Regions from separate parts of the Homo sapiens genome. Here regions 1, 2 and 4 are each linked to region 3. A link is a contact called in ENCODE Hi-C or POLR2A ChIA-PET data. All regions are on one chromosome and are shown on one strand. The core of a region is the stretch at or near the end of the contact, and the rest is flanking DNA. Distances in the headings are between cores, read along the strand shown.

Region 1 (5,096 bases), core at 398-2,897, 450 kb before region 3:
CACACCTGTGAATAGCTACTGCACTCCAGCCTAGGCAACATAGGAAGACATTGTCTCTTTAAAAAAGAAAAGAAAAAAAGAATGATTTCCCATGTTAGAAATTACTTTCACCACTTTTTCTTATCAAAACATTTGTTGATCATTTATTGTTAATCCTGGACTTTTTAACTATTCTGAAGGTGTCAAAAAGGTCTGTGCCAACCATGCATGCCTTTTTAAATTTTATTTTTATTTTAGTATCTTCATTTCCTCAACCTCCCAGGCTCAGGTGATCCTCTCACTTCAGCCTCCGACGTAGCTAGGACTACAGGCATGTACCGCCACGTCTGGTGAGTTTTTTGTTTGTATTTTTTGTAGAGATGGGTTTCCCCATGTTGCCCAGGCTGGTTTCAAGCTCCTGGGCTCAAGTGACCCACCTGCCTCAGCCTCCCAAAGTGCTGGGATTACTAGCGTGAGCCACTGCACCCGGTCAAGCGTAATTTTTTTTTTTTTTTTTTTTTTTTGAGACAGAGTCTCATTCTGTCGCCAGGCTGGAGTGCAGTGGCGTGATCTCGGCTCACTACAACCTCCGCCTCCTGGGTTCAAGTGATTCTCCTGCCTCAGCCTCTGGAGTAACTGGGACTACAAGTGTGCACCACCACGCCCAGCTTATTTTTGTATTTTTAGTAGAGATGGGGTTTCACCATGTTGGCCAGGATGGTCTCGATCTCTTGACCTCGTGATCCGCCCGCCTCGGCCTCCCAAAATGCTCTCAGATTACTGGTGTGAGCCACTGCACCCAGTCAAGGGTAATTTTTTTAAAAGCCTTTTTAAAAATTAACCACAAAAGGAAGTCAACAACAAAAGGGTTTGTCTAGCTACAACTTTAAGGGGCTTCACGATTAATGTGGTAGCTCCTCATAATCTGGAAAAAAGTAGGCTGTCAGCATTGTTTGATTCATTTAAAAAGCAGGAGACTTACACAGCCTAAATTAGAATAAGTGATTTTTATTATTAGCACATTGTTCCAATCACCTTGCTTACAAATATTTCTGTATGCTGTGGTATTTTTTCACTCTAAGAATAGTACAAACATCAGGTGATCTTACCCAAAACAGCTCTGGAAGTCCTTTTCATAGCGTTTACTGTCAGTGAATCGAGAACTGGAGGACTTAGCTCTGCAAATACAGCAGCCCTCTATACTTCGGTACATCTTTGGCTTGTGAAAACCAAACATCTTTTCTTCTGGGCAATAGTCTGTAAAGCCAAGGGAATTGACATATCTTTGTTGAGGGCTGTAACAAGGAACCATTAAAGAGTTCTCTCTGCTCCACCCCACCCCCAAGCAACTTGGTGTTATATGACCAAGACAGGCAGGCAGCTCAAGGGAAGACCTCCTGGATCGACCTCCATTCTTGGCACTATCAAGGCAAGCGTATAAAACACAAAGAAAAGCCTAGTTATTTAAGGAGGACTCTACTACCTCCTAACTCGCCTAACAAACATGCAATCTAAAAATGGGGAAGAGAAGCATTTTTTAAAATCAGGTTTTGAAGTAAGAAATGCCACAAACAATCCTGTAAAATAATGAAGCTGTACACAATTAAGGATGCATCCTTAAATTTAAGACACACCTTTTTATTTTGCACATTTGCATTAACGTGATTCCCCTCTGGGGAAGTTTTGAGCATTTACCATGAATACTATTTGATACTAAGCACACAACTAGCTCACTATGCATCAGCCCATACTACTTTGCCTAATGGGAATTCAGAGGGGATTTCTTCTGTGATAAATGGGAAGTTCTAAGCAGTCAAGTTTGCCCCTGAATTGAAACTGCTGAAGGGAAGATGTAAAATTCACAAAAATCCAAGGTTAGAATTTAATAATAATAATTCCTTATTATCATTAAGACAAAAAAAGAACGAGCTCATGTTGTCTGACCGCTGATCTGCCCCTTAGTTGTTAGAGGTTTGTGGACCTCTTCTACAAGGCTTTGTGCCTGAGAGTAGTAACAGTGGGAGGCAAATGTCCCAGAGACGTAGAGTGAAATAAATTGCAGTCCTCCTGTTAAAAAAAAAAAAAATCTCAACGTCAAGGAAGGAATGAAAACAGCTCTGGGGCTGGATGCAAATATGTAGCTGGCAGTAAATCTGTACCTTAGGAAAAGTAATTTGGAATATCCAAATCAAGGGCCAGCTCACCAAAACAACCGGACTAAGAGAGGTGATGAAAAGGCAATGAATATAGAAACTAAACTCCAATGGACAAGTCAGAGGATGTGTGTATGTATGAGGGTCTAACTATAAATTATCACAAAATTATCACATAAAGCAACAATAAAAGAAAAAAATTTTTTTTTTTTTGGAGACAGAGTCTCACTCTTTCACCCAGGCTGGAGTGCGGTGGCGCGATCTAGGCTCACTGCAAGCTCTGCCTCCCAGGTTCAAGTGATTCTCCTGCCTCAGCCTCCCTAGTAGCTGGGACTACAGGTGCCCGCCACCACACCCGGCTAACTTTTTGTATTTTTAGTAGAGACAGGGTTTCAGCATGTTAGCCAGGATGGTCTCGATCTCCTGACCTTGTGATCCACCCGTCTCGGCCTCCCAAAGTGCTGGGATTACAGGCGTGAGCCACCGTGCCCGGCCAAGAAAATTATTAATATCACTTTCGTGTCCATAGTTTTAGGAGTTATTACCACAGAACACTATCTTTTTAAAGTTGTTTTAGAAATAAACTTAGATGAGTAAACCTAAAGCTTCAGTACAGTCATGTGTTGCTTAACAATGGGGACACATTCTGAGAAATGCATCATTGGGCATCCTTGTGCAGACATCAGTGTCCTCACATAAACCAAGATGGCAATAGCCTACAACACCCCTAGGCTATATGGGATAGCCTACTGTTCCAAGGCAACAAACTTATACAGCGTGTGACGGTACTGAATGCCGTGGGCAACTGTAATACAATGGTAAGAATCTGTGCATCTAAATATAGAAAAGGTACAAAAAAATATGGTATCATAATCTTTTGGGACCACCATCATATATGCAGTCTGTGGTTGACCGAAACGTCCTTGTGTGACATATGGCTGTATTTGTCTTTGGATTATCTCGTCTGATCCCATTCCATTCCAATTCTGGTTAGTATAATATAGCAAGTATTAATGAAAATGATTCAGAACCAAATATCCAGGCTTTTTATGTGTATTTTTTTGGTATTGAGGGGTTTTGAAATATAGACAGAGGTTTTACAACTTTTAAAAGAAAATTTTTTTAAAACTTTTATTAGCAAATAATTAGCTAAAAACTGAAGCTTCCCTTTCAAACAGGCTATTGTTAATAAACTGTTCCTCTGCCATGTTTTTGTTGGTGAGAGAGGCAGGCAAAAGAGTGGGATGGGGGCAAGGCAGAAGGCCTTCATGCATTTCAATAATTAAGTCTAAACAGTTACCTCTAAGAACTGTTTTAAAAAAAACATTTTTAGTTGATAATAATTTTAGTTAAATGCTTGGGAATTTGATGTCTTTGAGAGGAAGAAAAATGAGGAAGTACCCTCTACACAGTCATAAGAAAAGATCTAGAGAGGCCTGCTCAAATGAGGCAGATTTTTTTTTCTCAATCCAACAACAAACCCATATGATAACTGAAAAGAAAATCCTGAAGAAAATGGTCGCATGTTGCTTTGGAAAAAACAATGTCAAATGACAGAAGATTGCAGAAACAAGAAAGCAGAGTAGCAGTTATTGCTTTAATTTGTGTATTCCTGTTTTAAGGCAAAATGTTAATACGGCCCTCGTCCTCACACCACCCTGCGCTCTTCTCCAAACTCGCCCAACAGCTTGCATTACCATCAAGAAGGTCAGAGAACAGTTCCTCTAATACTCTCCAACTTCATCCATAACTCTTGGAAACTTCAGCCTCCCTTCTCAGCAAGGACAAAAGAAGCAGAGCAAAAAAGGCCAGTTCATTCCATTAATACACAGACCAAATCCTATTACGACAGACAGATTCCTATCTCTACCCTCACCATCTCTTTCCCTTCCCCCAAATAAACAAGTCCTCAAAGCTATCAGCATTCAGCTCATCTCTAGGATGTGAACTACCTTCACTGAGGTTGGATTTGACCAAGACGCCATAGTTTGTGCCAGTTACCACACTGCTAAGCTGTTAAGGATGTTAGGGTTATAGGTGAATATTGAGGCTTTCTTTTTAATCAGCAGCCATTGTGAATTAAGTGTTCCTCTTCAATGATTTTTTTCTGCTGGTGGGGACCTCCACAAAACTTACCCAGCACCCCTAGCAAGACATTCCAGTCATAAGCTGAGGAATATTCTTCTTAGACATAGGGGAGAATAGGCTGATGTCTTAGGATTCATAATCCATTTTCATATAGTTCCGTGACCTTACTTTTGTCCTGACAAAATTATTCTGCCTGAACATCTGAGAGGGATCTAAATCCTAGGGCTTACCCTCTCCTAGGCAATGCTCAGTGAGAAATGCAATGAGGTGGCAGACACCTGTCCTTATGCAACACACAAGGAGCATGTGAACCTTTTAATGGATGACAACTTAATAAACCTATTAAGCCTTTTCTGAGCTTATCCTCACACTTAAGAGGCACCTGGGAATCTGCAGCAAATACACAGGGGTTTCATTTCGGGCTTTGTTTACAACAACCAAGTTAAGCAGTGGTTGGTGTTTAACCATTTCAAGGTTTGGGAAGCCCTGAGATTAACTGAAATTATTTCCAAAAATCTACAAACCCATGAAATGTTTAAAAAAACAACAAAAAAAAAACACTACTTAATCCCTAGAGCAAAACCAAGGACATAAAATGGTCTCTGAAACCAAGTTACTTTATATATTTAACAAAGTACTGGGTGGGCGTGGCATAACTTGATTTTAAACTGGAGATTTGTTTTTTCAAGCAATCTGGTGGTTCTTTAGAATACTGCTTTCCTAGTACCAAATTTGTGCAATATTAAATGATTCCTCCAGTACAATCTATCTTATTTGTTCAAATGACACCATCAGCTATGAAACTATCTGTGAATTTTGCCTCTATTCTCATAGGCATCATATCACTCAGCACTATGTTTTAAAGGAAGAAAGGTA
Region 2 (4,853 bases), core at 1,324-3,823, 280 kb after region 3:
CACAGGGGCAGAGAGAATTTACAATGACAAATCCTCTAAAGAAAATGCTTTAAGAAAAGGGAAAGAATAGTCTTTTCCCTAATTTTTTCTTTTTGCTTTTGTTTGTTTGTTTAGAGACGGGGTTTTGCTATTGTAAACCAAAAGGTATCTGAGACAGGTCTTAATCAGCTTAGTTTATTTTGCCAAGGTTAAGGATGTGCCTGTGACACAGCTTCAGGAGGTCCTAACGACATGTGCCCAAGGTGGTCGGTGTGCAACTTGCTTGTATACATTTTAGGGAGACATGAGACATTAATCAATATGTGTAAGATGTGCATTGGTTCGTTCTGGTAACGCGGGATAACTTGAGGCAAGGGCTTCCAGGTCCCACATAGGTAAGAGACAAAAGGTTGCATTCTTTTAAATCCTTGATCATCTTTCCACTGAATACACAATTTAGGCTGGCTCAGTGAATCTGCATTTTTACATAAACAATAGGGCAGGGGAAGCAATCAGATATGCATTTGTCTCAGGTGAGCCTCCTCAGAGGGATGACTGAGTTCTGTCTGTCCCTTGTCCACAAGGAATTTCCTTCTGGGCAAATTGTGAGGGAGGTATGTAGCTTTTTTTTGAGACGGAGTCTTGCTTATTCGCCAGGCTGAAGTGCAGTGGCGCCATCTCGGCTCACTGCAATCTCCGCATACCAGGTTCAAGCGATTCTCCTGCCTCAGCCTCCTGAATAACTGGGATTACAGTCACGCACCACCACGCCCAGCTAATTTTTATATTTTTAGTGGAGACAGGGTTTCACCATGTTGGCCAGGATGGTCTCGATCTCTTGACCTCATGATCTACTCGCCTTGGCTTTCCAAAGTGCTGGAATTACTGGCTTGAGCCACCACGCCCAGCGGTGTGTAGCTTTTTATCTTTTTTTTTTTTGAGATGGAGCCTTGCTCTGTTGCCCAGGCTGGAGTGCAGTATGCGATCTCAGCACTTTGGGGCGGGGGCAAGATGAACAGATCGCTTGAGTTCAAGAGTTCAAGACCAGCCTGGGCAACATGTCTAAACCCCATCTCCACAAAAAAATATAAAAATTAGCTGGGCGTAGTGGTACCCGCCTGTAGTCCCAGCTACTCAGGAGGCTGAGGTGGGAGGATCAGTTGAGCCAGGGAGGCAGAGGTTGCAATGAGCTGAGATTGCATCACTGCACTCCAGCCTGTGTGACAGAGTGAGACCCTGTCTCAAAAAAAAAAAAAAACTTAAAATCTTTTTTTTAATTCTCTCAATTTCAATCTCACTTACTTCTTCTTTCAAAGCCACCACTGTCTGAACCTGGTGCCCTTCCTTCTGATTATAGTTTTCGTTGTTGTTACTGTGTTTTGTTTACTTTTACAATTTTGGAATATGAAAATATCTTTCTTTTGTAACGACAAATATGGAATACAAACATTACAACTTCTTTTTTTGCCCATCCTGGATTAAAAAGGAAATAATAGATGAAATGCCTTGCAAAGAGGACAAAATATTTTGGGGTCTAAAATGTGCTTTGCCCAGGATCTTGCCTTGTAATGATAATGACTCTCCCTTAGTGATCCAAACAAAGGAATGTGGTCAACTGTATGAACAAGGTTCAGTGAAGTCCTGAGTCACATGACAATCTGTCCTCCCCAAGCCTCTGTGCTTCAGAAGCTGGAAAGTCGTTCTACCCTTGGGCACAGGGTACATGTGCAGTAGCAATAAATAGCACCAGGAGGAATAGGAGCAACAAGTGTTACTGGTAGAGGGTCTTGACTACGAGTTGTCCAGGTCCTTGGCATTTTGAACAAAGAATTGAACAAAACGTACGAAGTAGCAGAGAAATGAAATGCAGGAATGAAGCAACGAGAGCAGGAATTCATTAAAGCGAGAAAGCACTTCACAGGGTGGGAGTGGGCCTGAGCAAGCAGCTCAAGGGTGCAGTTACAAAGCTTTCTGGGCTTTAAGTACCTCATTTGAGGTTCTTATCTAGATGAAGGATTTGGTCTGTGGCAAATTAAAGACTGAGGTGAACTGGCGCCCTGTGCAGATAAAGGGATGGTCCCTGCTTCGCCAGGGCCAATCCAAGGCACTCTCCTTTTCCATCCCAGCACTTTGGGAGCCTGAGGCAGGTGATCACTTGAGCTCAGGAGTTCAAGACCAGCCTGGCTAACATGGTGAAAACCTGTCTCTACTGGTGCTCTCGCCATTATTCCATCTGCTATGAGCCCCTTTCTGCATAAAGTAAAGTTTGCCTTGCTAAGAGAATTAAATTTATGTTTGAATGTTATTTCTTTGTAGCACTGGGGAACAAGCATTCTATTTCTAAATAAACATTTTTACATATAAGAAATGGTGGTCCGTACAGGGATACATTTTCCTCTGGGGTGGTCTCTAGTCCTCTCATGAGGGGGTCTCCCACTGCCTCATTGTGGTGGCCTCAGGGGTAGTAAGAAATTGAGACCCATCTGGTGTGATGAATAGACCCGGACTCTCAACAAGGCAGAAGAAACTGGCCAGCAATCTGGAGTAAATGATCCTCACATATGATGTGGACCAGGCGACCTCATGCATGAGCCAAGAAAGGAAACAAACCAGAGGAGCCGTACACCAGCACCTGCCTGGAAACCACATCCTCATCAAAAGATAGAAAGAAGAAAAACTCGAGGCAGCCTAAGAACCCTACCTTGTGCTGCTAACCACCGAGACTGCCGTTCGCACAGCAGAAAAGGATAGACACATCATACCCAAGTCAAAAAAGCGTCATCACCATCAAAGTTATAGGTCATTGTTCCAGGGTCAAGCCCTACCAAGTTAAAGCTAAGAAAACTTTATCTATCTTTTCTTTCCTTTAACTACTCCCCATCTTATTAATGTAACTAAATCTAACTCACCTCAAATTATTACTTTTAATGCCTGTTCAGTTATCACTCCTCTCATACCAAATGACAAAACCAAAGTCTTTGTAGTAAAAGTAAAAAAATCTAAAGCAAACCACAGCAATTAAAACAAGATATCAAGATGTAAATGACTAGCTAAAATACATTAAATATTCTGTCCGCACTCTAAATAAAAGCAATTGTTATGCTTGTGCACACAGTAGGCTAGAAGTCCAAGTTATCCCCTTTCCACTCAGATAGTCCTCTAATCGACAAGGCATGGACTGCATGGTAGCTCCTTTTCTTCTTTTGTCTTTTTTTCTTTTTTTTATCTGAGACGGAGTCTCGCTCTGTCGCCCAGGCTGGAGTGCAGTGGCGCAATCTCGGCTTACTACAAGCTCCACCTCCCGGGTTCAAGCCATTCTCCTGCCTCAGCCTCCCAAGTAGCTGGGACTACAAGCGCACGCTGCCAAGCCCGGCTAACTTTTTTTTTTTTTTTTTTTTTGTATTTTTAGTAGAGACGGGGTTTTACCCTGTTAGCCAGGATGGTCTCGATCTCCATCTCCTGACCTCGTGATCCGCCCGTCTCGGCCTCCCAAAGTGCTGGGATATAGGCGTGAGCCACTGCACCCGGCCGGTATCAAAATCCTGCAGCCTAAGATAGTAAAGTGTGCCAAACTCTCTCTACTATTTCCTAAAGTGCAGTACCCTGAGGGTCAGCCCCCCGAGGGCCATTCAGCCTCCATCTTCCAAGACCAATTTTACCTCGTGTCTCCAACGATAAAAGGAAAATTTAGCGTACTTTGAAGACTTAACATGATACAGCGAGGTCAGGCACTTCCAAAAGCTAACCCATCAGTCCACCCTTATTCATCCCCAAGCGGATGCATAGTAATACTGTAAAAAACCTTTACTAGACACTCTACCAAATAATTAGAGCAGCACTTATGCTCTAGTTCAATTAGCTATCCCTTTTACCCTGGCATTTCATCAATCAGAAAAAGAGAAATTACGACATAAGCAAATAAAAGAAGCCTCAAAAGAAGCAGCCCCTTACAGCTATTTTGATTCCCATGTCTATTCAGATGCAATTAGAGGTCCTCACAGAGTACCAAATAAATTTAAAACCAGAGATCAAATAGCTGCAAGGTTTAAGTCAATGTTGTTTTAGTGAGTAGCAATTAATAAAAATGTAGATTAAATAAACTGCATTTATTACTACCAGCAGCAATTTATTAACTATACCAAAGATGCTGTTAAAGAAATAGCTGAACAATTAAAACCCACAAGTCAAATGGCCTGAGAAAATAAGATAACTTTAAATATAATATTAACAAAGAAAGGTAGTGTTTATATTATAATCAAAACTCAGTGTTGCACCTTTATTCCAAACAACACTGCTCCCAATGGGAGCATAACAAGGACCCTCCAAGGACTTACTGCCTTATTAAATAAGTTAGCAAAAAATTCCAGCATTAACAACTCTATTTCAAATTAGCTCGAGAAATAGTTCAGCCAACAGAAAGAGACCATGGCCTCAGTCCTTACTTCTCTAGCAACTGTAATAAGTATACTTCTCCTTATTAGATGTCATGTTATGTTATACCATACATTTAAAAGCTAATCAAAACAACTAAGCCAAGACATATTTAAAAAAAAAAGTTTGAAGAAGAAAACTATAAAAACAAGACAAGGAAATTGTAGAAAGTAAAAAGTTCCTCTTCAAAGTTTCCCTTCTTGTTCAAGAATAAATCATAAGTGTTAGAAATAGTAGTTTCTTTTAAAGACTAACTGTATGCTAGACATGCGCACAGGCCTGTCCCGGCTCGCAGCCTATGCCCCTTCCTTATTTAAGAATGTTATTACCTTTCTAAGTCCTTTCGTAAGTAACTTCCTCTTTTCCTTTGTCTTTCTATTGCCTTTGCCTATTTAGAAAAGTTTTAAACTGTTAGCTAATCAGGTTTTAGTTTAGATTGTGAG
Region 3 (5,027 bases), core at 2,443-4,942:
AGATTTACACCTATGATTTCTTTGAAGAGTTTTATAATTTCAGCTCTTACATTTAGATCTTTGGTATATTTTGAGTTAATTTTTGTATATGACATGAGGTAGGGGGTCCAATATTATTCTTTTGCATATTGTGTTCCAGTTCTAAACCTGTGTGTTTGGATACATGGATATTTACTTTATAATATATTTTATATACTCTTATGTATGTATATTTTATAGATTGAAAAGTATAAGAGACAATGGCTTTGGGTACTGTTTGGAGTATCCTGTCTGTGGAGAATAAGTTGTGAAACAGAGAAAATCAGAAAGACCAATTGGGATGTTTCAAAGGTTTCTGGCTAAAGTAACAGTATGGATGGTGGTGCCATTAACTAAGACAGCAATGAATGCAAAAAGAGCAAGTTTTGTGGGGAGACACAAAATTATCTTTAGGATATGTTAAATTTGAGAAGCATTTTAAACATCCAAGTGGAGAAGTCAAAATGTAATTGGAGCCTGGTGTGGTGGAACATGGATGTAGTCCCAGTTACTAAGGCTGAGGTAGGAGGATTGCTTGAGCTCAGGAGTTTGAGACCAGCCTGGGCAAAATAGTGAGACCCCCATCTCCACAAAAATTTAAAAATTAGCCAGCTATGGGTGGCATGCACCTGTAGTCACAGCTATTCTTAGGAGGCTGAGGCAGGAGGATCACTCAAGTCCAGGAGTTCAAGGCTGCAGTGTGCTACAATCACACCTGTGAATAGCCACTGCACTCCAACCTGGACAACGTAGTGAGACCTCATCTATAATAATAATAATAATAAAGCAGCAAATGATATATGAATTCAGAGTTCAGGGAAGAAAACAGGGCTCTAGGTATTCATTTGGGAATCCGTAACATGCTTGTCATAAAGCTATGGGACTGACTGAGATTAAATAGGGAAAGAATGTACACAAAAAACAGAAGAGCATCAAGGACCCAGCTCTAGAGAGTCCTAATATTTAGAAGATGAGGAGAAAAAAGAGGCAGGTACTAGCAAGGAGATTGAGAAGAAGCAGCCAGTGATAAAGAGGGGAAACAGTGTGGCTTCAGGAAAACTTCAAGAAGAAAGTGTTTCAAAAAGAAAATAATGGTCAGCTACTACTGAGAAATTAACTGTGATTTGGATAGAGAACAAATCATTAGATTTGGCAAGATAAAGATGGTTGGCAAGCTTGATAGGGGATGTTTTGTGGCAGATGGCAAGTGTCGGTGGCTTTATCCAATTCTGAACAGGATATTTGCTAGCATGCACACAAGACCGTAATTCCTCTTTCATAATGAATGCTACTAATGTTACACAATGTCAGATGAGTCACTTGACAATGTAATTTTCCAGTAGCAGTGTGTTTTGCTTTCTCTCTGAGCATATTTTGAATAATTTCACATTAGGTTTTTACAAACCTTTTGACAGCAGTAAGAACTGTCTGTTTTAGGATATAAGAAGTGCAAATCTGAATGGATATCTAGTTTTGGCCTCTTTCTGACTTTAGCAAAAGAATTATTTAATTTTTTACTATGCTGTTTTGTTTTAGAAATGAAAAATTTAATTGGTTTACCAGTGCTCAGTGTTTTGTTAGAAATCAAAATGAAGGTCGGGCGCGGTGGCTCACGCCTGTAATCCCAGCACTTTGAGAGAACGAGGTGGGTGGATCACAAGGTCAGGAGATCGAGACCATCCTGGCTAACATGGTGAAACCCTGTCTCTACTAAAAATACAAAAAATTAGCCGGGCCTGGCAGCGGGCGCCTGTAATCCCAGCTACTCTGAGGCAGGAGAATGGCGTGAACCTGGGAGGTGGAGGTTGCAGTGAGCCAAGATCGCGCCACTGCACTCCAGCCTGGGCAATAGAGCGAGACTCCATCTCAAAAAAAAGAAAAGAAAAAAAAAATCAAAATGAAAGCATCATTAACTTCATGTCAAAACTTGACAGACTTACTTAAAAGATAAACATGGTGTAAAAAAAAGAGTAGCTGGATTGCTCATTTTCAGATATCCACTTTCATACTTCTATTCACATTTTTCTTTACTTGTTTCTATAAAATTATCATATTCACCTATTTCCTCAGTGAAAATGGGGCTCTTGTTAATTTTTTATATTTGTGACATTCTCTACTTTAATATTCACATTACTATTTTCATCACTATGTTTTGGTTTAGTGAAATACTTTCAAAGTCCTCGATAACATTTTTTTCTATAAATTTTTTATTTTTTAATTATCCGGGCATGGTGGCTTCGCCTGTGGTCCTAGCTACTTGGTAGGCAGAGGCGGGAGGATCACTTGAGCCCATGAGGTCGAGGCTACAGTGAGCCATGATCACGCCACTGCATTCCAACCTGGTCAACGTACGTAGCAAGACCCAGCAGTGTTGTCTTGAGCATGTCACTTAACCTCTCCAAGTCTGTTTCCTCATCTTTCCTTTGCAAGCACAGCAAGTCCCTGTAATAAGATAGGCACAACTGTCTGATCCAGGTAGGCACGAGTTGGCAAAGACTGGAGATCTACCTTCTGCTTTGATGACTTTTCTGCATTAATCTTCTCATTTTCTACTATCCTCTGGCCAGGCACGGTGGCTCACCCCTGTAATCCCAGCACTTTGGGAGGCTGAGGTGGGCAGATCACGAGGTCAGGAGATAGAGACCATCCTGGCTAACACACTGAAACCCCGTCTCTACTTAAAATACAAAAAATTAGCCAGGCATGGTGGCCGGCGCCTGTAGTCCCAGCCACTTGGGAGGCTGAGGCAGGAGTCCATAACATTTTTTTAAACATTGGCGATATAAGGCCACACTGGTAACCACATGAAAAATTAAAGTGTTGTGAAAATATTTTAAACCAAGATGACTTTTACCTGGTAAATTTTTTTTTTTTTTGAGACGGAGTCTCGCTCTGTCACCCAGGCTGGCGTGCAGTGGCACCATCTCGGCTCACTGCAACCTCCGCCTCCCAGGCTCAAGCGATTCTTCTGCCTCAGCCTCCCGAGTAGCTGGGACTACAGGTGCGAGCCACCACGCCCAGCTAATTTTTGTATTTTTAGTAGAGACAGGGTGTCACCATATTGGCCAGGCTGGTCTCGAACTCCTAGACCTCGTGATCTGCCCACCTTGGCCTCCCAAAGTGCTGGGATTACAGGCGTGAACCACTGCGCCCGGCCTTACCTGTTAAATTAATGTTAGTGGAAACACATTGCCAAACTCAATTTTTCAAGTACATGTATCTTCAAAATACAAATATACTTCAAAGCTACTGTACTTTGAAATATGTTATCTTCAAAAATGACATTATCACTAAGAATATAGGAAGCCTTAAGAATTGAATATGGTGGTTCAAAATTAGTATTTTTCCTCTTTGTAGGGGAAATCACCCAAAAGTAACAATCAGAACTGTTACCACCTGACTGGTTCTTGCCCACTGCACAGATAAAACCAAAACACTGAGCCAGCAGGAGTTGCAGCAGAGAAAGAGTTTGATTATTGCAAGGCAATAGAGTGAGGAGGACGGGATACATTTCCCAGATCCACCTCACCAAGAATTCAGAGGCTAAGGTTTTTAAGGATGATTTGGCAGGTAGGGCATTAGGAAACAGATGTTGTGGATTGGTTGGGGGATGAAATCATAGGAGTGTTGAAACTGTCTTCATGTGCTGAGTCATTTCCTGCAGGGGAGTGGTCAGAGGACCGGTTGAGTCAGTTCCTTTGTTGCAGTCACGGTCACTGTTCAAGCTGGTGTCAGTTGATTCACCTGAAGGCAAAGTCTGAAAAATATCTCAGAGATCAGTCTCAGGTTTCACAATAGCGCTTGTGACTGCCTGTTACATAACTCCTGAGCAATAAGCAATTATAGAAAAGCAAACAAGAGAACAATGATGGGCTATCATTCAACTACGCCTACAGCTTAAGAGGTGAGCTCCCTGGTGATTGAAACTGCTTGCACTCCTCAGTTGATCCAACTTCTGGAAAATACAAAGGCAGTCTGCATGACTTAAAGATCATTGTTTCTTTTTCTTTTTTTTTTTTTTTTTGAGACAGAGTCTTGGTCTGTCGCCGAGGCTGGAGTGCAGTGGCACAACCTGGGCTCACTGCAACCTCCGCCTCCTGGGTTCAAGCGATTCTCCTGCTTCAGCCTCCCGAGTAGCTGGGATCACAGGCATGTGCCACCACGCCTGGCTAATTTTTTGTATTTTTAGTAGAGGCGGGGTTTCACCGTGTTGGCCAGGCAGTGGCTCAATGCCTATAATCCCAGCACTTTGGGAGGCAGAGGCTGGCAGATCACCTGAGGTCAGGAGTTCGAGACCAGCCTGGCCAACATGGTGAAACCCCGCCTCTACTAAAAATACAAAAAATTAGCCGGGCGTGGTGGCACACGCCTGCAATCCCAGCTACTCGGGAGGCTGAGGCAGGAGAATTGCTTGAACCCGGGAGGCAGAGGCTGTAGTGAGCTGAGATCGCACCACCGTACTCCAGCCTGGGCGACAGAGCAAGACTTCATCACAAAAAAAAAAAAAAGGACTATGTTACGTAATCATGCCTGGTAGATGAAAATGTCAAAGGGAAAGAAAGTAAGTGTAACAAACATCTATTAGCTGTGCCTCTATTTTAACAAAATTTAGGCCTCTCTAAATTACAAAGTAAGTGGAATGGTTGAGTGTGGGAGGGCATTAGGGGTGCAGATTTTAGAAGTATTTTATTAGATTTAGGGTTTGGGATTAGATTAGATGAGGGGTAATAAATGATTGCTAGGGAGAATGACTGGATCAGGGAACAGAAATTAACTTGTAGGTAGTTCTCTTTGGAATTTAAATGATCCTTGGAGAGAGTCAGTCATTATCTTGAAAAAGGGTCTGTTTAGGTGTGGTTACATTTTCGGTCTTACAGATGTTACCAAAACACCCAAGATTCAGTCTAGGTCCTGTTGCTCCCCTCACAGAAAGCCAATCATTAAGACAATGAGTATTGCCAGGGAAGAAGGCTGTAATCCAGTGCTGCAGCAGAGGAGATGGGAGATCA
Region 4 (5,054 bases), core at 1,525-4,024, 390 kb after region 3:
TGCCAGGGTACAAAGTTCCTGCCCTCAGCGGGTTGACACACTTGTGGGGGAGAAAGGCAACAAAAGCTTAAGCAAGTAAATGCATAATTTTACAGGGTGATATGTGCTAAAAACTAAATAAAGCAAGGTGGAGGAATAACAAGACTGGCGGGGGTGCTGGCTGGGGTGGCTATTTGAGAAATGAGGGCCAGGCATGGCCTTTCAGAGGAGATGATGTTGGAGCTGAATCCCAAGTGGTCAGAAGGAGCAAGGTGGGAAAATATTTGAGCAAGATGGGAAAATATTTCAGTTCCTGGGTCAAAAGTAACAGTAAGTGTAAAGATCTTGAGATGGGGGCTGGGCACTGTGGCTCACACCTGTAATCCCAGCTGTTTGGGAGGCCAAGGTGGGCAGATCATGAGGTCAGGAGTTCGAGACCAGCTTGACCAATATGGTGAAAACCTGTCTCTACTAAAAATACAAAAATTAGCTGGGTGTGGTGGCAGGCGCTTGTAATCCCAGCTACTCAGGAGGCTGAGGCAGGAGAATTGCTTGAACCCGGGAGGCGGAGGTTGCAGTGAACCGAGATTGTGCCACTGCACTGCAGCCTAGGCGACAGAGCGAGACTCTGTCTCAAAAAAAAAAAAAAAAAGATCTTGAGATGAGAATGAACTGGGTTTTTGTGAAAATGGCAAATGGCATTTTGGGTACTGCAAGCCTTTGCGGCTCGGAACTGTGCTGTGCACTGTGGGACTGTGTGGCTCAATGCGGGACGGTTAGCATCCCTAGTCACTGTCATTACAAAAACAGTCACACATTCTAGACACCCACTGCCCGCCCCAACGCCAAGGGGGCAGTACTGCCTTCAACCAGGACCCCAAAAGACTCCAGTGTGGCAGTTGTTGGGGAGGGGGAATGTGAGAGGGGCAGTGGAGAGGGAGTCAGCAAGCAGGTTCTCTGAGCCCTGGTGAGAAGTCTGGATTTTATTTTAAGCCGCCTGAGTGATGTGATTTCATACATGTTTTTAAAAGATCACTCTGGTTATTCCTTGCAGACAGTGGAAGAGTGAGCCAAGTTAGGAGGCTATTGCAGTAGTTCAGGTAAGAGATGATGGTGGCTTAGACTGAGAGAGAATCTACTTGAGGGTAAGAAGTGATCTGATTCAGGGTATATGTTGAAAGATTTGCTAATTAATTAAATATGGGAGGCAAAAGAAGGTGGAGAAATCAGGATGGCTCCTAGGTTTCTTATAAGGAGCTAGGAAGAATGTAAAGAAATCATATGATAAGGAGATATAAAAAGGAATAAAATAATATTTCACACTTAAATTTAGGAGACGAAATATTTGCTTATTTGAATTTGAAAATTCTTGTGGATACCAATATTGATACTTTGTCTGAAAAATAATTTTAAGATGAGTCTCCTGGCCAGGCGGGGTGGCTCATGCCTGTAATCCCAGCACTTTGGGAGGCTGAGTCAGGTGGATCACCTGAGGTCAGGAGTTTGAGACCAGCCTGACCAACATGGTGAAACCCCATCTCTACTAAAAATGCAAAAATTAGCCGGGTATGGTGGTGCACACCTGTAATCCTAGCTACTCGGGAGGTTGAGGCACAAGAATCACTTGAACCTGGGAGGTAGAGGTTGCAGTGAGCCAAGATCGTGCCACTGCAAGCCAGCCTGGGCGACAGAACAAGACTCCATCTGGGAAAAAAAAAAAAGATGAGTCTGCCAAAATGTTTCTCATTTGGAAGGGATTCATGACTTTGCCAGAAAAACAAGCAGCATTCTATAGTTATAATGCTCTATGATGTAATTTACTGGACCTAAGTTGGCTACCTTTCATGATGCATATTAAGTGTGGAGCCATATTTCTTAGTTTCTGTTATAAAGCTAAACTGTTAAGTCATTTTTATTCCTATAAAGTCAAACAAACTAGCCATGGATACTTTTTAACATTCTGTGAAACCAACTTTATCCAGTTTCTGAAATGGATGCCAGTTCTTTTTTTTTTTTTTTGAGATGGAGTCTTGCTCTGTCCCCCAGGCTGGAGTGCAGTGGTACGATCTCTGATCACTGCAACCTCCGCCTCCCGGGTTCACGCCATTCTTCTGCCTCAGCCTCTTGAGTAGCTGGGACTACAGGCGCCTGCCACCACGCCTGGCTAATTTTTTGTATTTTTAGTAGAGACGGGGTTTCACTGTGTTGGCCAGGATGGTCTTGATCTCCTGACCTGGTGATCCACCCACCTCGGCCTCCCAAAGTGCTGGGATTACAGGCCTGAGCCACTGTGCCTGGCTGGATGCCAGTACTTTTTAAACCAAAGTTAAAATAATTATTTATAGGAAGCAGTTGTGCACTGTAGATTAGGAACATGGAGACTGGGGCATAAATATATTCTTGAGCTAGAATTAAAGTAAAACATGTGACTGATGGAAATAACAGCTCTCCCTGTGCCCTACCATGGAACTTGGTAAGCCTTTGTTAACTCACTGGCACTGCTAGATCATGCTATGGTCCCCGAGGGCCAGGGAGGCAAGTGTGCTAGTCCAAGTAAAAAGCTGATATGATCTTTGTATGAACAGAAACACTGTTTGTAATGTGATGATAACGTTGGTTTCTTGCTCCTGGGATATTGTGTTCTAGGTAAAGTGGTCCAGAGACCAATGGGTGGCAGATACAGGGATACAGAGGTCAACTTAATATAAAAAAAGACCTTCTCTAATGTCTAAGAGCAGAGTGAAAGTGAGCAGGCCATCTGAGGAGAGAGAGACTTCCCTGTTGGCTCATCATGATGCTTAAGCAGAGCCAAAAAGCTACTTGGTAGGGATGTCAAGGAAGTGAGTCAGGTGTTTTCAGCACCGCGACTCTGTCATTGTGTGCCTCTCTCCTTAATACCTCAGAATTAGAATAAAGTCTTGATAACAGTAGTGGCACCAGTCCTGTGGTTTGTTTTGCGATGACTGTGTGGTTGTTAAACTTTCTAAGTGAAACACCATAGTGTCGGGAGCAATGCCGACAAGCCTGGCCACCTTTGGTCTACAGCAGATATTGCAAGCTGATATCCCGTGGCCACAGTCAGGCTTGGTGATTGATAAACATTTTGATTTAGGGAGCTGCTTTTTTCAAGAAACAGAATCACATAAACAGGATTTCAGGCCAGTCTCAAAAAACTGGAAGATTTCACAGAGCCTTGGGCCCACATTTCTGTGTGGCATCAGAGGGCTAGAGGTGAATGAGTCCTCCTCTCCTCTCCTCTCCCCCTCCTCCCCTCCATTCCCCTCCCCTCCCCTTCCCCGCTCCCCTCCTTTATTTTTTTTTTTTATGAGACGGAGTCTCACTGTGTCACCCAGGCTGGAGTGCAGTGGTGTGGTCTCAGTTCATTGCAACCTCCATCTCCCAGGTTCAAGCCATTCTCCTGCCTCAGCCTCCTGAGTAGCTGGGATTACAGGTGCATGCCACCATGCCTGGCTAATTTTATATTTTTAGTAGAGATGGGCTTTCACCATGTTGGCCAGGCTGGTCTTGAACTTGTGACCTCAGGTGATCCGCCTGCCTCGGCCTCCCAAAGTGCCGGGATTACAGGCATGAGCCACCATGCGTGGCTTTTTTTTTTTTTTTTTTTTTTTTTTTTTTGAGACAGGGTCTCTTGCGCTGTCACCTAGGCTGGAGTGCAGTGAGACAAACACAGCTCACTGCAGCCTAGACCTGCTGGGTTTAAGTGATCCTTACATCTCAGCCTCCTGAGTACCTGGGACTACAGGTGTGCATCACCACACCTGGCTAATTTTTAAATTTATTGTAGAGACAACACTTCACTATATTGGCTGGCCTGGTCTCAAATTCCTTGCCTCAAGCGATCTTCTGCCTTTACATCCCAAAGTGCTGGAATTACAGGCATGAACCTTCACCTTTCTTTTAGAAAGAGCGTGAATCTCTAATTCACCAGAGTCCCCACCATTCCATCTCATCTGAGTTATCTCACTATCTCTGTTCTTCCCTCATTTACATCATCTGTCACTTACCTGTTGACATGTGAGTTTTGACTTTTGATTGAGATGCTGACACCCTCCTTCCCTTCTAGGAAAGGAAAATAAAGGGGGAAGGAAGGTGGAGAGGGACAAAGGAGAGGCGTGTGGAGGATGATAGCGCAGGACTTGCATTCTCAGTTCTGCCTCTTAAATCTTGGAACCTATTTCTTCATCTAACAGTATAGGACTGATGTTTATTTTTGTATTAGATCATATATATAGGAGTACCTGGCATATAACTTTGTCCAAAGTACACATTCTTTAGCTGGTGCTCCTCTGTGTTCCCCTGTAAAGACTGAGGCAACTATAATGTTCCACTGTTCTGTGATTATTGATTTTCAGGTCTGTTTCCTCCACCAGATTATGTGTGTCTTACTCAACTTTGTATCACCAAGCACCTACGTGGCATTTTTTCTTTTTTGAAGGTAGGGACCATGGCTTTCTCTTTCTTTACTGGACACTGTATAGATGTCATGCAGGTCTGAACGTCACACTGTTAAATAATTACTTAACAACTGACCAGAACTAAGGCTGTGGTCTAGAGCTCCAAACCAGAAGCAAAAAGGAATGGTGCTGGGCTGGGGCACTTTCCTCTAACATCACCCAAACCCAGAAAACGAGGATCGTAAGCCCCTTCATGGGCCAAATGCAGGGCTGGGGCCCTTGGGCTAACCCTTTAGTGCCTCTGGCTGCATCACTGTCAGAGTAAGGTAACCAGCAAGGGGCTGCAGGGAACAACCAGCCAGGTCCAGACATGGACAAACATAATTGGAAGGAAGACAGGAAATGGACAGGTCCTGTCCAGTGTAGATAAAATGACAGCAGCTAAGGCAGGTTGAGGGGCAGAGGAGAGGCTGGGGGATCGGTATTGTAGCAATGCAGGAGTCCTGTCCTGAGTGGCTGCTCAGGGTATTGACATGCCATTTTGATAAATACATGAATTAATGAGTGAGTTTCGAGAGTAGGGGGAGAGAGAATAACTGGGCATCCCCTTCTGTAGATCCTCAGTCTTCTAGTCTTATCTCTCTAGAAGGATATTCACCC

What was found. A loop is a pair of places that touch in the nucleus more often than their neighbours do. ChIA-PET counts read pairs that join two places held with the same protein, here RNA polymerase II (POLR2A). Pooled maps may share reads with other maps.
Region 1: a loop to region 3 is called in a map with no recorded cell type, with 6 times the contacts of the local background. The contact joins two enhancer-like sites. A Hi-C loop is called at or near these places in 1 of 37 single-sample maps with no recorded cell type and 1 of 50 pooled maps. POLR2A ChIA-PET finds 5 or more read pairs at or near these places in 1 of 52 experiments (GM10248).
Region 2: a pooled map shows a loop between it and region 3 (4-fold over the local background). The contact joins two enhancer-like sites. A Hi-C loop is called at or near these places in 8 of 50 pooled maps. POLR2A ChIA-PET finds 5 or more read pairs at or near these places in 6 of 52 experiments (BJ, Caco-2, H1 and 3 more).
Region 4: a pooled map shows a loop between it and region 3 (7-fold over the local background). The contact joins two enhancer-like sites. A Hi-C loop is called at or near these places in 15 of 37 single-sample maps with no recorded cell type and 13 of 50 pooled maps. POLR2A ChIA-PET finds 5 or more read pairs at or near these places in 1 of 52 experiments (activated B cell).

Annotation. Positions count from the first base shown.
Region 1 is chr12:31,296,989-31,302,084 of GRCh38, forward strand. SINHCAF (SIN3-HDAC complex associated factor) reads right to left here. Exons shown (of 6, transcript NM_001135812.2): 2 at 1,089-1,236. The coding sequence starts at 1,216. Among named protein-coding and RNA genes, the nearest start is that of FLJ13224, 25 kb to the right of the region's middle. Within about 2 kb of position 1,648, at least 2 of the 41 ENCODE cell types and tissues checked have a DNase peak (open chromatin) inside an H3K27ac peak, as active enhancers do.
Region 2 is chr12:32,023,443-32,028,295 of GRCh38, forward strand. No RefSeq gene overlaps it. Among named protein-coding and RNA genes, the nearest start is that of RESF1, 66 kb to the left of the region's middle. RefSeq lists enhancers at 1-286, 1,553-1,847. Within about 2 kb of position 2,574, at least 2 of the 41 ENCODE cell types and tissues checked have a DNase peak (open chromatin) inside an H3K27ac peak, as active enhancers do.
Region 3 is chr12:31,745,664-31,750,690 of GRCh38, forward strand. It overlaps LOC105369724 (a long non-coding RNA gene), which reads right to left. Exons shown (of 4, transcript XR_931501.3): 4 at 3,470-3,775. Among named protein-coding and RNA genes, the nearest start is that of AMN1-AS1, 19 kb to the left of the region's middle. RefSeq lists enhancers at 2,957-4,156, 3,143-3,728, 3,451-3,520, 3,541-3,720, 3,572-3,866 and 1 more. Within about 2 kb of position 3,693, at least 27 of the 41 ENCODE cell types and tissues checked have a DNase peak (open chromatin) inside an H3K27ac peak, as active enhancers do.
Region 4 is chr12:32,131,802-32,136,855 of GRCh38, forward strand. All of the region lies in intron 1 of BICD1 (BICD cargo adaptor 1), which reads left to right. Among named protein-coding and RNA genes, the nearest start is that of BICD1-AS1, 27 kb to the left of the region's middle. RefSeq lists enhancers at 206-707, 2,489-2,648, 2,659-2,718. Within about 2 kb of position 2,775, at least 4 of the 41 ENCODE cell types and tissues checked have a DNase peak (open chromatin) inside an H3K27ac peak, as active enhancers do.